Regions from separate parts of the Homo sapiens genome. Here region 1 is linked to region 2. Evidence: read pairs that join two places in POLR2A ChIA-PET (ENCODE). Cell type or tissue: Panc1. All regions are shown on one strand.

The links. Peaks named below come from ENCODE experiments on the same cell type or tissue, not always from the same donor. Only the 100,000 strongest peaks of a DNase experiment are listed, where the experiment ranks them.
Region 1: POLR2A ChIA-PET joins it to region 2 with 16 read pairs; 2 of 35 experiments call an interaction of 5 or more read pairs at or near these places.

The regions. Positions count from the first base shown.
Region 1 is chr15:76,795,657-76,803,656 of GRCh38, reverse strand. It overlaps SCAPER (S-phase cyclin A associated protein in the ER), which reads left to right. Exons shown (of 32, transcript NM_020843.4): 7 at 3,293-3,409. Among named protein-coding and RNA genes, the nearest start is that of SCAPER, 110 kb to the left of the region's middle. In Panc1, no CTCF peak of the experiment used is centred here; a DNase peak (open chromatin) is centred at 3,665.
Region 2 is chr15:76,702,073-76,710,072 of GRCh38, reverse strand. SCAPER (S-phase cyclin A associated protein in the ER) reads left to right here. Exons shown (of 32, transcript NM_020843.4): 18 at 4,089-4,170; 19 at 7,071-7,223. Among named protein-coding and RNA genes, the nearest start is that of MIR3713, 120 kb to the right of the region's middle. In Panc1, no CTCF peak of the experiment used is centred here; no DNase peak of the experiment used is centred here.

The DNA.
Region 1 (8,000 bases), 94 kb before region 2:
ATCTTTATAAGGAACAGGGCTCATATCAGACGTTGAATCTGCTGGCACCTTGATTTTGTACTTCCCAGCATCCAGAACTATGAGAAATAAATTTCTTATTGTTGTTTATAAATTACCCAGTCATAAGGTATTTTGTTGTAGCAGCCTGAATGGACTAAGTGCATTTCTAACAGGAAAGACTGATGTTAAGTAAGTATAAATGTGCCAAGTGTCATCAAGAAGAAATACAGCTTTCTCTGTCAGTATAAGAAAAAACACTCTTAACCAGTTTGCTAAGTCTAGGAAGGCTTCCTGAGGAGGTGACATTTAAATTGAGACAGAATTGTTAAGTAGGAGTTAGACAAAGAGAAAAGAGTAATTCGAGATAATGCTAACAGCATGTGTGATATCTTTGAAGTGAAAGGGAGCACAGTGTAATCAAGGAATTTAGTAGGGCAGGAGTGAAAAGAACAAGGGGAGAGTAGCATGAGATGAGCCTAGAGAGCTAGGCTAGGACCACATTGTGTAGAGCTCAGTAGAAATAATAAGGGATTTAGATTTGACTTTGAGCCAATAAAGGGTTTTAAAGTAGGGAAGTGACATATCAGATTTATGTTTTTAAAAGATCATTTTGGCTGCCATGTGGGAAGGTTGACATATAGCAATGTAGTTTAGAGATGATGGCTACTCAGATTAAGGTAGTAACAGTAGGGAGAATTAGATACTCTAGAAATAGATAATCAAATGGACTTAGTATTATTTTGGTTCTGTACAAAGGCAAAAGAGCAGTTTAGTTTAGACATCTAAGTAATTCCTAAACTCTGGTAAACTTGCCAAGTCATATGGAGCTACAAGGCTGCTTCCCCCCGCCTCCTGCCAAGCAAATAGGCCTATCCTGCCTCTTTGCTTTGGATTTAATCTTGGTTCAATCTTAGTGGGTGAAACTATCCAGTAAAAAAGGCATCTTTTATCTCATCCTGATGTGTCAGCCCTACAGGCAGTCAGAACCAGTAGGGTAAAGGAATTCCAAGGGAGAAATCCAGAAGGGCTGGATTCCCGGGAAACCAAATCTAGGGAAACTAAGATAGGTTGATCCTTTTAACATTTTTGTTTCTCACAGTAAAATTTTTGATGGTTTTTCAGTGCCTACTTCATCCACAGTCCCTGGGTGGGTCAGGCCTAAATGTCTTTGTTTGTACTAAGCAATTTTACCCTTACGTTGGTAATAGGTGATTGGATCTGGGGTTTCATTCTTTCACTGGGTTGAACCAAGCTAAGAGATCATCATGCTGATTTGGGACTTGTGGCTGTATTGTCTTTGTGACAATAAGCAGAGTAAAATAGGTTGGGAAAAAAAAGGGAATAGATTTACAGAGAGAAACAGAAATTATGTGGCCTTTGAGAGCCTATACCGGGTCTAATCCTCATGAGCCCTGATTCTAGTCTCCCCCAACTTTTGGATGTCTTTGACCTTGTACAGTTTATATCCTTACAATAAATCTTTATTTTCTTTTTCTTTTCATTTTTTTATTTAACTTGATTGAGTTTGTTTGTTGTATCCAAAGGTCTGTAATGTAATCACCAATGCATTAAAAAAAAATTTTTTTTTTTGTGCTTGCAAAATTCAGTTACCTATTGGTGGCTGTGTTGAGGATTGTATTGGAAAAGTTACATAAGCCAAACCCAAGCTTAACAGAGTGGTTACCATTCCTCTCTTGGCACTGTGGTTCAAAAATATACCTGAGGCATCCCTTTTTTTTTTTTCCTTGGAGACAGAGTCTTACTCTTTAACCCAGGCTGGAGTGCAGTGGTGCCATCTTGGCTCGCTGCAACCTCCACCTTCCACTTTTAAGCCTCAGCTTCCCAAGTAGCTGGGATTACAGGCACCCGCCACCACGCCCAGCTAATTTTTGTATTTTTAGTAGACATAGGGCTTCACCATGTTGGCTAGGCTGATCTCGAACTCCTGACCTCGAGTGATCTGCCCTCCTTGGCCTCCCAAAGTGCTGGGATTACAGGAATGGGCCACCATGCCTGGCTGAGGCATCCCTTTTACTTTTGCCAGTTATCAGCATTTCTCTTCTTTGCCTCATGAGACAGCACTTATATATGGAAAGCAGTCTTAAAGTGCTCTATAGATGGCATTATCCATCTTGCATTCTTCAAATCATGCATCAAAATTTATTTTGGCTAGCCTGGAGATTTAAATGTAAAAACTGAAGTTGTATATGTTTAAAGAAGAAAATATAGGTAAATATTTATATATTTGTTTTGCGTGTGAGGACTTTGTAAGACACAGGCAGACACCACAAAGAAAAATATTGATACACTGATTAAATAGGAAGAGAACAAATGTTTCCAACTAAAAAGGAAAAACTAAAGGCAAAATAGTTGTATCACCAATGCCAATGGATTTGTAGCCATAAGAGTAGTAGTAAACTATTTCAAATTAATCAGAAAATGGTGCAAATCCCAGTGGAAAAAATGAAGGAAAGATACCAACATGTGAATCGCAAATGAAGAAATTCAGATGGTTGGTTAAAAAGTTCAGTTTCACTAGTAATGATAATAAACGTATAATTTAAAAAACAAAGACAATGAAATACTATTTGCCAGTGAAATTTTTAAAAACAGATATCAACAGTTGGCAAGATTGAAAGGAAATGGAGAGTAAGACACAGGGATACCCACAGGAGTTATGGGGATCTGATTGAGGGCATGTTATGCATCCTGTAAGCCAATTGGTTGTGGTGCCAAGGAAGGAGGAGGAGTAGACGTTAAGTTATGTTTCTTAGCTTTCCCAGCAAAGAGCAGTGAAATCCTACTCTCGTGAGTGATTAAGAGGTAGAGGAAGGACATTTTATATTTTCCTACTCTTCATTTAACCCTTACCGTATTCTTTCTCTTGATACATGTTTCACAAACTCTCCAGGACATCAGAGACAAGTAGATTGAAGTAGTATCATTGCCTTTTAAACATTTTTTTAGCTGGGCATTTGGAAGCTTATAAATCGTAAGTAGCGTATCTCATATCCCTGTAACCCCATGACCTTTTTGAGGTAATTGGAGTAGTGTTGCTGTGCTGCAGTCGGTAGAAAATCCTGAACCGTTTATCAACTATGATTTCTCACTGATAGTATGGTAACTTTCTGGTAAGCAATGCTCTAGGGGAACATTTGCACATGTTGTGACTTTTTGTTGTTGTTGTTGAAAAGTAGGATTATTTTTTCAGCCACTAACAACCAAGAGAAAAGATTATTTGTTTCTCCCTTTTCTCTGTTAATTTAATCTGGTTTATATATTGAATTCGCAGACCAACATCATTGGCATGGGAAGTAAAGAAGATGTCTCCGGGACGCCATGTGATTCCAAGTCCATCAACAGATAGAATAAATGTAACATCAAATGCTCGACGAAGCTTAAATTTTGGGTGAGATGAACTAAGAAAAAACTACTAAGACTTGCATTAAATTATTTTCTTAGTTATTATAGTATTATGATTCTGATATTCTACTATAAAAATATCCATGTATATGTTATGCAGAATACTGTATACAGGTTCTGACACAGGAGGGGAACACTGTGTGTTGGTTAGCAATCCCGGGGAGGATTCTAAACATCTCATCAATTTCTGCTAAGGTTCCTAGATCTGATGGAAGGTTTTGCATAAACCCTGTTGCCACTGGAGGAGTTTGGTGAGTCATATGCTGACTTGCACAAGTTAGGTAAAGCAATGTTGTTACTCACAGATAGGCAGCAAGGATCAACAGAAGCCTAGGATCCATGGCAAGATAGTTCCCTGGGACTCAGGAAAGCTAACCAGGGGAATGGAGTTTCATTTGTGTGAGCTCCATTTATTACCACAGCCAAAAGACCCCAAAAGCACCCTGCTCTGGATTTTATACACCGATGTCACTTAGGTTATTGAGTGCAAGCGTTGCAGGCATCCTCTTCTACAGGGATAAGGACAAAGCCTGGGCCGTCGTGGGCAGTTCCTTCTTATTTCAAGATGTTGCATTCTTGGTACGTTTTGCCTGAAAATTGCAAGCCAGAGAGGGAAGAGCTGGGTTTACCAAGGGACCTGTCTTCCTGCATTGTGGATATGTTTGAAATTGTCTATATAAAAAGTAAAAACACCTGTAATCCCAGCACTTTGGGGAGCCGAGGTGGGAGGATCACTTGAGGTCAGGGGTTTGAGACCAGCCTGGCAAAAATGGCAAAACCCCATCTCTACTAAAAATACAAAAATTAGCCATGTGTCGTGGCATGTGCCTGTAATCCCAGCTATTTGGGGGCGGGGGCGGGTGGAGGTTGCAGTGAGCCAATATCACGCCACTGTACTCCAGCCTGGGCAGCAGAGTGAGACTCCGTCTCAAAAAAAAAAAAAAAATTCCAGGAGATTATAGTTTAGCTTTTAGGACATGGAATATATTCAATCATAAATAGTAATTCAAAGATTAAAACTCACATATTTTATGCCAAATATTATATAACATGAATTAACAATTTCCTTTGCAATAGATCTGTATATTAATACATATCATACATTGTGTTATTGTCATACAAATTACATTATTTATATATTACAAGCTCAACACAGTTTTAAAATTACTGTTTTTTGCCATTGTCTCTTTAATCAGGAGAAGAAAAGAGCTACAAACAAAAACTACATTTATATTGTCTTTTGTGGTTACCTGTATAGTTTTCTTTTCTAGTCCTTTACTGGAGTCTTCATTTCTTCATACAGATTCGAGTTACTATCTATTGTCCTTTTGTTTGAGCCTGGACTCCCTTTAGTATTTCTTGTTGGACAGGTCTGTTAGGAACAGATGTTCTCGGTGTTTGTCTTAATTTATCTTTCAGTTTTTGAAGGGCAGTTTTGTAGTATGTAGAATTCTTGGTTAATAATCCTTTCTTTCAGCACTTTATGTTTCCTTACTGCCTTCTGGCTGCTATGGTTTCTGATGGGAAATCAGCTGTTATTGAGGATCCTTGAATGTGATCCATCACTTCTCTCTTGATTCTTTCAAGATTGTCTGTCTTTGGCTTTTGATCCTCTGACTATGATATATCTAAGTGTGGCTCTCTGAGATTATCATACTTGGAGTTTGTTGAGTCTCTTGGATATGTATTTAATGTTTTTAATCAAATTTGGGAAGTTTTTGCCCATTATTCCTTTAAATGTTTTTTTTTCTGCCCCTTTCTCTCTCTTCTCTCCTTTGAAAATTCCACTGTACACGTTTGTACTCTTGATGCTGTCCCATTTGAGGATCTGTTCATTTTTTCTTTTTCTTTTTCTTTTCTTTTTTTTTTTTTTTAAGATATAGTCTTGCTCTGTTGCCCAGGCTGGAGTAGAGTGACGTGATCTTGGCTTACTGCGATGTCTACCTCCTGGGTTCAAGCGATTCTCGTGCCTTAGCCTCCTGAGTAGCTGGAATTATAGGCGCATGCCACCATGCCCAGCTAATTTTTGTATTTTTGGTAGAGACAGGGTTTTGCCATGTTGGCTAGGCTGGTCTCAAATTCCTGACCTCAAGTGATCCACCCTCCTTGGGCTCCCAATGTGCTAGGATTACAGGTACAAGCTACTGTGCCTGGCCACTTTGATGTTCTTTAAATGTAGTTAATAGCTGATTTAAAGTCTTTGTCTAGTAAGCCCAATGTCCGGGCTTCCTGTTGCTGCTCTTCTTGTGAATGGGCCATACTTTCCTGTTTATTGGCACATCATCTGATTTTTTTTTTTTTTTGGTTGAAAAGTAGGCATTTTAAATGATAAAATGTGACATCTTTGGAGATCAGATAGCTACTCTCTCCAGGATTGTTAACTGTGACTGTTGTTGTTACTGTTAGTTTAGTGCTACACTTAACTCATTCTGTGACGTCTGTATATTTTGTTTCATGGGTACACACAACATGAGTGTATGTTGATGTATGTTGTATGTAGCTATACAACAGTATGTTTTGTCAACATCACCTAACGATTTGACAGAGGTTTCCTTAAATACCTTGAGCCAATAAATCTCTTAGTTCTCACCTGGTTCTGTCTGTCTGTTGGGACATACTTTGAATGCTCTGGCAGTTTATAACTGCCTTTGCTTGTCAGTTCCTCCTTTCTTAGAGCCTCAAGGCCAGTCATAGGTAAGAGATTAGGGTCCTCTCAAATATTTCCTAGGTATGCACACAACCTGCATATGTGTGTGGCCTTCTTGATTTTCAGGAATTTGCTAGAACTTTTCAAAGCCTCCCATGGATGTCTCATTCTTGAGCTTTTCCTTTTAAGTTTTTTGGTCAGCTCTTTGTTTGCTTCAAATGGTATTTCAATCTCTGGTAGTTGTATTATTTTAAAAAATTGTCACATTTGTTTCGCACAAACAAAAAAATTGTTTTTAAGACTAAGTTGTTTTGGACTCTACTTCTTTAGAGTGAATGTTAACATCTGATGTTTAATGGAAGGGTTGGTAAGTAGTTTGCTTGGTCAGTTTTCTTTTTTCTGTTAAAACCTGACCTTTCTTGACTGCTTTTTATCTCCTAACTTCATGTCACAGTTAATAGCTTTCACCTCTTGTTACTGCTCAACCTTGGATACAGTTTTATTGTTACATTTGCAATGTCTTATACTCTTTCTTTTAATGTCTATTTTTTTGTACTTATACTAGGACCTTCTTTGAGGCAAGATTACTGCCGTATCTCTGTATTCTAAGTGCCTGGCACTGTATGGCATTTAGTAAAAGCTGATGAAGTGTTTGTTTAATAGAATCTAACTTTTGCTTTCAAGTTCCTTTATGGAGTTATTAGGTAGTATTGCCTTTAAAGGTTGATGGGCTTTGGAACCATTTAATAATTGAACCGTAGTGGAGTAGGGAAAAGATATATATGCAAATGAAAACAAATATTTATATATTCAAGCACCATTTTAAGGAAACTTGCCCTGTAATGCACTTCATTGGTGTGTGGTTCAGAGTATTGTATAGTGTATGGTTTATTGTAACACTCAAAGCCGTTAATTCGTGTGTGGTAAAAGTTCTTATATTGATCTGCACGTAACTGTGTCATTGGGTTAATTCAGTCTTCATTATCATCGTAGAACACACTGTTTCAGCTTGAGGAACAATTTTGGCTCATAGACTACATTTTGTATATCTACTCACTTCTGCTTCTGCTGGTTGAGTTATATATTTACTTCAAATGTGTTGTTAGTTACCAAACTTGGCTTATGTGAATTGTTTTCATTATTTTAACTCATAATTTAAATATTAAGTAGACCATTAAAATATGAGTGTAAAAAGAGTCATTGTTTTTGTGAAAACTAAGATAAATTTTTGGAAGCTTTGATAAAGGGAACTGGTAAAGTTGCTGTCAAATGAGGAGTACACAGGATAACTATAAAAATTTGGGGAAAATATTATTAAGGTTAAGGAGAATTGTGCATTAAATTATATAATAGACATCACTGAATTTTCACTCCACTTTAAAGGAACCAAATTTAGATGTTGTCAGTGAGGCATCATGCTTTTGGTTCATGTAAGAAATGTACACAAAGAAAAAGCCTCTTTTAGTAGTGTCTTTATCAAGATTGACGAATTAATGCATATTTATGTCTTTTTCTTTTTTTAAATTGAGATGGAGTCTCACTCTGTCACCCAGGCTGGAGTGCAGTCGTGCAGTCTTGGCTCACTACAACCTCTGCCTCCTGGGCTCAAGCAATTCTCATGCCTCAGTCTCTCGAGTAGCTGGGATTACAGGTGCACACCACCGCGCCCAGCTAATTTTTGTTATTTAGTAGAGACAGGATTTCACCATGTTGGCCAGGCTGGTTTTGAACTCTTGGCCTCAAGTGATCCACCTGCCTTGGCTTCCCAGGGTGCTGGGACTACAGGTGTGAGCCACTGTGCCTGGCCAATATTTGTATTATTAAAACACATAAGTGAAAATGAAAACTTTAAGGTACCTATGCATAATTTTTTAAAAGCTTCCTCATTTAAGTGAAATTTTCTTTTAAACAACTGAGGGCTTTTATCCTT
Region 2 (8,000 bases):
ATCTTTCACTACTATGTGTGATACTTGCTGTAGATTTTTGATAAAGTCTCTTCATAGATTGAGGAAGTTTCTTTCTGTTTCTAGTTTGTTGAGAGCCTTTAACATGAATGGACTTTGAATTTGGTGAAATCCATCTTTTTGTGGGTCCATTAAGATGACTGTGGGTTTTACTCTTTATTAATATGGTATGTTACATTAATTTTTGGATATTAAGATAACCTTGCATTCTTGGGTTAATTCCCACTTTGTCATGATATACAATAGTTTTTATTTGTTGGTGGCTTCTTGCCAAGGGCATGTTCATGAGGGGTATTTATCTGTAGTTTTCTTGTGATGTTTTTGTCTGGCTTTTGTGTTATGGCAATTCTGGCCTTACAGAATGTTTCCTGCTCTATTTGAGAAATCATTTGCATAAGATAGGTATTATTTCTTTCTAAATGTTTGGGGGAATTTACCAGTAAAGCCATCAGGCTTGGGTTTTTCTTTGGGGGAATATTTCAAATTACCAGTTAAGTTTTTTTCCCCTTGTTTTTGGTCTATTGAGATTTTTCACATCTTCTGGAGTCAGCTTTGATAATTAATGTCTTCCTAGGAATTTGTCTTTTTCGTCTTAAGTGATCTACTTGTTATAAAGTTCTTGGCAGAGTGCGGTGGCTCATGTCTGTAATCCCAGCACTTTGGGAGGCCAAGGCGTGTGGATCATGAGGTCAAGAGATGGAGACCATCCTGGCCAACATGGTGAAACCCCATCTCTACTAAAAATGCAAAAATTAGCTGGGCGTGCATGGTGGCACGTGCCTGTAGTCCCAGCTACTTGGGAGGCTGAGGCAGGAGAATCGCTTGAACCCTGGAGGTGGAGGTTGCAGTGAGTCGAGATTGCGCTACTGCATTCCAGCCTGGCAACAGAGCAAGACTCCATCTCATAAATAAATAAATAAAATAAAGTTGTTTGTAATTGTTTTATAAGTATTTTGAGCATGATTTATAGTGATATCTCTCCTTCACTCTTTTTTCTTTTCTTTTCTGTTGCCCAGGCTGGAGTGCAGTGGTGCGCTCTCAGCTCACCATAATCTCCCCCTACCAGGTTCAAGAGATTCTCATGCCTTGGCCTGCCAAGTAGCTGGGATGATAGGCATGTGTCACCACTCCTGGCTGATTTTTGTATTTTTAGTAGAGACAGGGTTCCACCATGTTGGCCAGGCTGGTCTTGAACTCCTGACCTCAAGTGATCTGCCTGCCTTGGCCTCCCAAAGTGCTGGGATTACAGGTGTGAGTCATCGTGCCCAGCCTCCTCTTTTCATTCTTAATTTTGGAAATTTATGTCAATTTTCTTTCTTATTAGTCTAGCTAAAGGTTTATGTATTTTGTCGCTCTTTCCAAAGAACTAACCTTTGGTTTCATTGCATTTCTATGTTGTGTTTCTGGTTTTTGCTTCATTGACTTTTGCTTTGATGTTTATCATTTATTTCCTTCTGCTTACTTTGGGTTTGATTAGCTTTGCCTTCTTTTCTTTATGAGGTTGAAGCTTAGTTGATTGATTTGAAACTATTTTTACATTTATGTATGTATTTAATCTTTTTTCTTTTTTGTTTTTTCTTTTTTTTTCCTGCCCCACCCTCCCTGCATTTCTAATATAAATATTTAAAGGTATACTTTTTTTCTTAGCATATCTTTAAGCACCTCTCATCAATTTTGATATACTGTATTTTTATTTCCATTCAAAATACATTTGGCTCTTTCTATCCAGAGGTTCCACATCTGCAGATTCAGTCAACCATGGGTCAAAAATATTCGGGAAGACAACCCCAAAACAGTGATAAGAATAATACAAATACCAAAAGTACAGTATAACAACTACTTGTATAACATTCATATTGTATTAGGTATTATAAGTAATCTAGGGATGATTTAAAATATATGGGAGAATGTTCATAGCTTTTGTGCAAATACTATGCCATTTTTTTATAAGGGATTTGAACATCCTCAGATTTTGGTATGGTGGGGGGGTGTCCTAGAACCAATCCCCCTTGGATACTGAGCGACAACTATATTTTGTAATAGTTCTTATTTGATTCATGGGCTATTTAGAAGCATGTTACTTAGTTTCCAAATATTTGGGGATATCACAAATTTCTTCCTATTGTTGATCTATAATGCAGTCGTTTGTGGTTGAAGAATGTACTTTGTATGATTTTATTGCTTTTACATTTATTGAGCTATAATTTATGATGTGGACATTACTAGTGAATGTTCTTTGTGCTCTTCGAAAGTATGTGCATTCTGCTGTTGTTGGATGGAGTGTTCTCTAAATGTCAGTTAGGTAAAGGTAATTGATATTGTTGTCTGGTCTTCTGTATACTGCTGATTTTCTCTGTAGTTCTGTAAATTCTTGAGACAAAATTATCAAAATCTCCAAATATAAGTTGAACTGTGTATTTCTTGTTTAGTTTTGACATTTTGGCTTCATGTATTTTGGTGTACTGCTAGTTTCATGTAATTTATAATTGTTTTGCCTTACTGAGGTATTGATTCATTATAAAATATTCCTCTTTAATTTTTAAAAAATATTTCTTGTATTAATGTCAAATTGTCTCTGTTGTAAATATAGCCGTATCTACTATTCACATGGTATGTCTTCTGTTCTTATATTTTCATCCTTTTTGTGTTTTTGTGTCTCAGATCTGTCTCTTGTAGGCTGTATATAGTTGGGTTTTGCTTTTCTATCTGGTTTGCTCATTTCTGCCTTTTGATTGGAATGTTTAGTCGATTCTCATTTGATGTAATTATTGGTATGACTGAATTTATGTCCGCCATTTTGATATTTGTTTTCTATGTCTCAAGTCTTTTTTGTTCTCCTTTACCTTTTGTTCTTATTAAACCACCACTTTTTGTTGTATTATTTTCATTGTTTTTTAAAAAATTATTTTAGTTACTTTAATAGTTGCTTTTTGGATTATAGTATTCATCGACTTACTATATTCTACTTCAGGATAAAACTAAATTAATTTTGTTAAAATGGAACAACTTTGTACCAAAGTTCTATGTCCTCTTCCCCTTGTGTTACTGTTTTCACATATCTTACATATATATGTCATAAATGAAACAATAGTCTTATAATTATTTCTTTATACAGTTGTATATGTTTAAGAGAACTAGGCGAATAAAAGAGAAAATATATTTATACATTTCTTTGTGTGTGTGTGTATGTGTGTATCAACAGTTTGTTTCTTTTTATTTATTTATTTATTTTAATTTATTGTACTTTAAATTCTGGGATACATGAGGGGAGTGGTATGTAAAGCTGGCTATGCATGCTGTGTGAGTTAAAAAGTAGAAAGATGCTACTTGTCTCACCATTTCTGTATGTAGATTTTCACTTAAACTTCCTGTTTTCAGTATATTATCTCACCTCCAATTTGCCTTCTGTCCTGAATGCAGGTCTTTTTGTTCAGACCCTCTAGGGAGTAATCTCTTCACCTTCTGCCGGCATGGGAAGATTTGGAGATCTGCTGTATTTTAAGGCCTTCCCAGTCTGCTGATTTTTATCCTCAACCTTTATCTCTTCCTTCATAAGTTTATAGTTTCTTCAATTTCTGAGCTTCTATGGAATTTTGCTAGTAGAATCACCTTGCTTATTAGTTTCCTTCTGAAAGCTTAGATTTCAGCTTTCTCAGGATTGCTTCTCAGCTTTTGAAATATTGATGTCCATTTTTTGTGATTATTTCCTCTTCTACTTTGTCTTTTTGAGTTTATGCCTTTTCTATTCCTTTTAATGGTTTAATTGAGTTTTTGGAAGGGAATAGAGATAAATATAGTTTTCAACATGCCATATTTAAATGACAGTCTTTGAGCTAATATTTAAAGCCATGCCTGGGTCCAGAAACCCATTTCATAACTGATAATCTCTATTGTTTCCCAAATATTTAATTAGCAATATACCTGAGACTTAGTAGGCACTTTAAGAAGAATATTTTAAAAAAGTAGCCCTTTAGACTATATGACCCTATGTGTCCTAATTGTATTTTTGAGTCTCATGAGATTTGTTACTTTAAGCAGTTGAGTTTATAATTTTTACTGTCTTCTTACAGAGACAGGGAAGAACGATTGGCAGCACTCACAGCTGCTCAACAAGAAGCTATGGAAGAGTTACAGAAAAAAATTCAGCTCAAGGTAAGGATATTATATATTTTTAATTTGAAATTTTAGAGCTTACAGTGGAGCATGAGATCAAAATTTTGTAGGAAAAAAATTGAATTAATTTGTATTCTTAATCTTTGCACAACAAAGCTTATATGATTTTGCTACAATCATTTCTAACTTAGTACCTGGAAACTAAGTTTACTTTGATATGGTAGGGCCATTGAGGAAAAAAAATTTAAGGAAGTTTAACATTTCCTGTTTTTTTTCTTTTTAATTTAGAATCTTTAATATTTTTTCTTACACAGTTCAGTCATGTTAAGTGTATTTACATTGTTTTTTTTTAACCATCCTAAAAGCCATCTTCTTGTGTCCTTTTTTTTTTTAATTATACTTTAAGTTTTAGGGTACATGTGCACAATGTGCAGGTTAGTTACATATATATACATGTGCCATGCTGGTGTGCTGCACCCATTAATTTGTCATTTAGCATTAGGTATATCTCCTAATGATATCCCTCTCCCCTCCCCCCACCCCAAAACAGTCCCCAGAGTGTGATGTTCCCCTTCCTGTGTCCATGTGTTCTCATTGTTCAATTCCCATCTATGAGTGAGAACATGCGGTGTTTGGTTTTTTGTCCTTGCAATAGTTTACTGAGAATGATGATTTCCAATTTCACCCATGTCCCTACAAAGGACATGAACTCATCATTTTTTTTATGGCTGCATAGCATTCCATGGTATATATGTGCCACATTTTCTTAATCCAGTCTATCAATGTTGGACATTTGGGTTGGTTCCAAGTCTTTGCTATTGTGAATAGTGCCGCAATAAACATATGTGTGCATGTGTCTTTATAGCGGCATGATTTATAGTCCTTTGGGTATATACTCAGTAATGGGATGGCTGGGTCAAATGGTATTTCTAGTTCTAGATCCCTGAGGAATCGCCACACTGACTTCCACAATGGTCAAACTAGTTTACAGTCCCACCAACAGTGTAAAAGTGTTCCTGTTTCTCCACATCCTCTCCAGCACCTGTTGTTTCCTGACTTTTTAATGATCGCCATTCTAACTGGTGTGAGATGGTATCTCATTGTGGTTTTGATTTGCATTTCTCTGATGGAGAGTGATGATGAGCATTTTTTCATGTGTCTTTTGGCTGCATAAATGTCTTCTTTTGAGAAGGGTCTGTTCATATCCTTCGCCCACTCTTTGATGGGGTTGTTTGATTTTTTCTTGTAAATTTGTTTGAGTTCATTGTAGATTCTGGATATTAGCCCTTTGTCAGATGAGCAGGTTGCGAAACTATCTGATCTTTGACAAACCTGAGAAAAACAAGCAATGGGGAAAGGATTTCCCTATTTAATAAATGGTGCTGGGAAAACTGGCTAGACATATGTAGAAAGCTGAAACTGGATCCCTTCCTTACACCTTATACAAAAATTAATGCAAGATGGATTAAAGACTTAAACATTAGACCTAAAACGGTAAAAACCCTAGAAGAAAACCTAGGCATTACCATTCAGGACATAGGCATGGGCAAGGACTTCATGTCTAAAACACCAAAAGCAATGGCCACAAAAGCCAAAATTGACATATGGGATCTAATTAAACTAAAGAGCTTCTGCACAGCAAAAGAAACTACCATCAGAGTGAACAGGCAACCTACAAAATGGGAGAAAATTCTCGCAACCTACTCATCTAACATTTCCTGTTTTTACTAAGCAATTTACTAATGACTTGAAGGCATTAGAGGTAGGCTTCTTATATTCATAGGTTTTAATCACTCAAAAGTAAAGTAAAAGATGTTTCTTATAATTTGCTTCACTTGATTTCAGTGCTTATGAATTGTATAATTATAGCTTGGGAGATTATGATAAACTGATACTTTCTAGAAAATTTTTAGCATTACTACAACCATAGGCAGTCTCTAACAGTATGAATGTTTCATATTATATCACAGTTATTTACATGCTGGCTCCTCACAGAGATAGTAAAACCCCTAAGGTAGAAGACTGTATTTTACTATTTGTATAGTCCTAGAAATCTATCATGCGTTTAAATTTATTGTAGCAGGTATTTATTGAGCCTTGTGGTAGGCAGGGGAATGCAGAGATAAGGCATGGTTCTGATTTTTAAGAAACTCTTCATTTACTTTAAATTCAGATGCTAAGTACATAACCTCCACATAAAGAGAGGCATACATGAAATGCTGTGGAAGCACAGAAGAGGACACTTAGTCTAATATGAGGAGTGTCAGAGGTCAGGAAGTGATTTTAAAGAACACTTCCTGAGCTGGATCTTGAAAGGAGGATGAGTAAAATGGATAGGTAGGTGCGATGCCATTCTAGCCATATCAAATAGATGAGTATAAGGACAAAGGTCTGAAATAGCGTTTTTTCCCCCAGGATTGTCACTGGAGGTATAAAAATGGAGTAGGTTATAGGTTTGGTCATGATGGGCCTTGCCTGCTGTATGGATAAGCATATGCTTTACCCGTAGGTTAACATTTCCCATGGTGGGTTCCAGGAAGTGGTTCTCAAAAATGTGTTATTGGCAAATAATTTGTAAGTTGATGCCTACTAAAAGCTAGGTGCATTGAGTCATATATCACAGTGACGTACTGGAGGTTCTGTAAAGTTCTACATTAAAAACCTGTTTAGTTTTAGCTTGCTGTTTTCCAAATTTATTTGACCATGGAACCTGTTCTGTAAAACACTTGTTAATATCTCCTGGAGCACACTTTAATAAACATTACTGTTCATGTGGGTGATATTAAAGGGCTTTGTGTAAAGCTTTGTCTTCAGTGTGTAAGTTGTCATAGAAACGACATTCTATTATTTTTGAAGTTTTAATGGAAATATTATTTTTCCAATTTCTCACCATAATTTGAATAATTTTTGAAATTCTTGCACTTTGACTTCATCTACAGCATGATGAAAGTATTCGAAGGCACATGGAACAGATTGAACAAAGAAAAGAAAAAGCTGCTGAGCTAAGCAGTGGGCGACATGCAAATACTGATTATGCCCCCAAACTGACCCCTTATGAAAGAAAGAAGCAGTGTTCTCTCTGCAATGTCCTGGTAGGTTGTTATATCAATATTGTAATGATATAGTTTACTACTAAAGTTTATGAAACCATGGAAATATATTCTTGCAGTCTTTTAAAACTCACGCTAAGGCAGGCGAGATGTGGCAGCTCACACCTGTAATTTCAGCACTTTAGGAGACTGAGGTGGGCGGATCACTTCAGGCCAAGAGTGCAAAACCAGCCTTTCCAACATGGTGAAACCCTGTCTCTACTAAAAATACAAAAAATTAGCTGGGCATGGTGGTGCATGTCTGTAATCCCAGGTACTCGGGAGGCTGAGGCATGAGAATCCTTTGAACCCAGGAGGTGGAGGTTGCAGTGAGCCAAGATCATGCCACTGCACTCCATCCTGGGTGACAAAGCAAGACTCTGTTTCAAAAAATAAAACTCATGCTAAGGCATCTGCTGAGTGACCTGGATTTCTTTCATGATTCTGAATGAAAAGTGGTACAAATAACATCAGCATTTTGGAATAGCAGTAAAAGTGCTCAAGAATATAGTTACTATTAAAATGGATGATTACCTGCTTAATGTGATAGCCCAAGTCAGTATTTTTGGGGTATTAGATCTAAAAAAAAAGCAACATTTTCACTGCTGAGACTTGAACCTTCAAACTTAGAGGAAATAATTTCCTCTTAGGCTGGCTGTAACATGTCTTTTTTTTGTTTTGTTTTGTTTTGAGATGGAGTATCGCTTTGTCACCCAAGCTGGAGTGCAGTGGCACGATCTCAGCTCACTGCAACCTCCGCCTCCCAGGTTCCGGCGATAT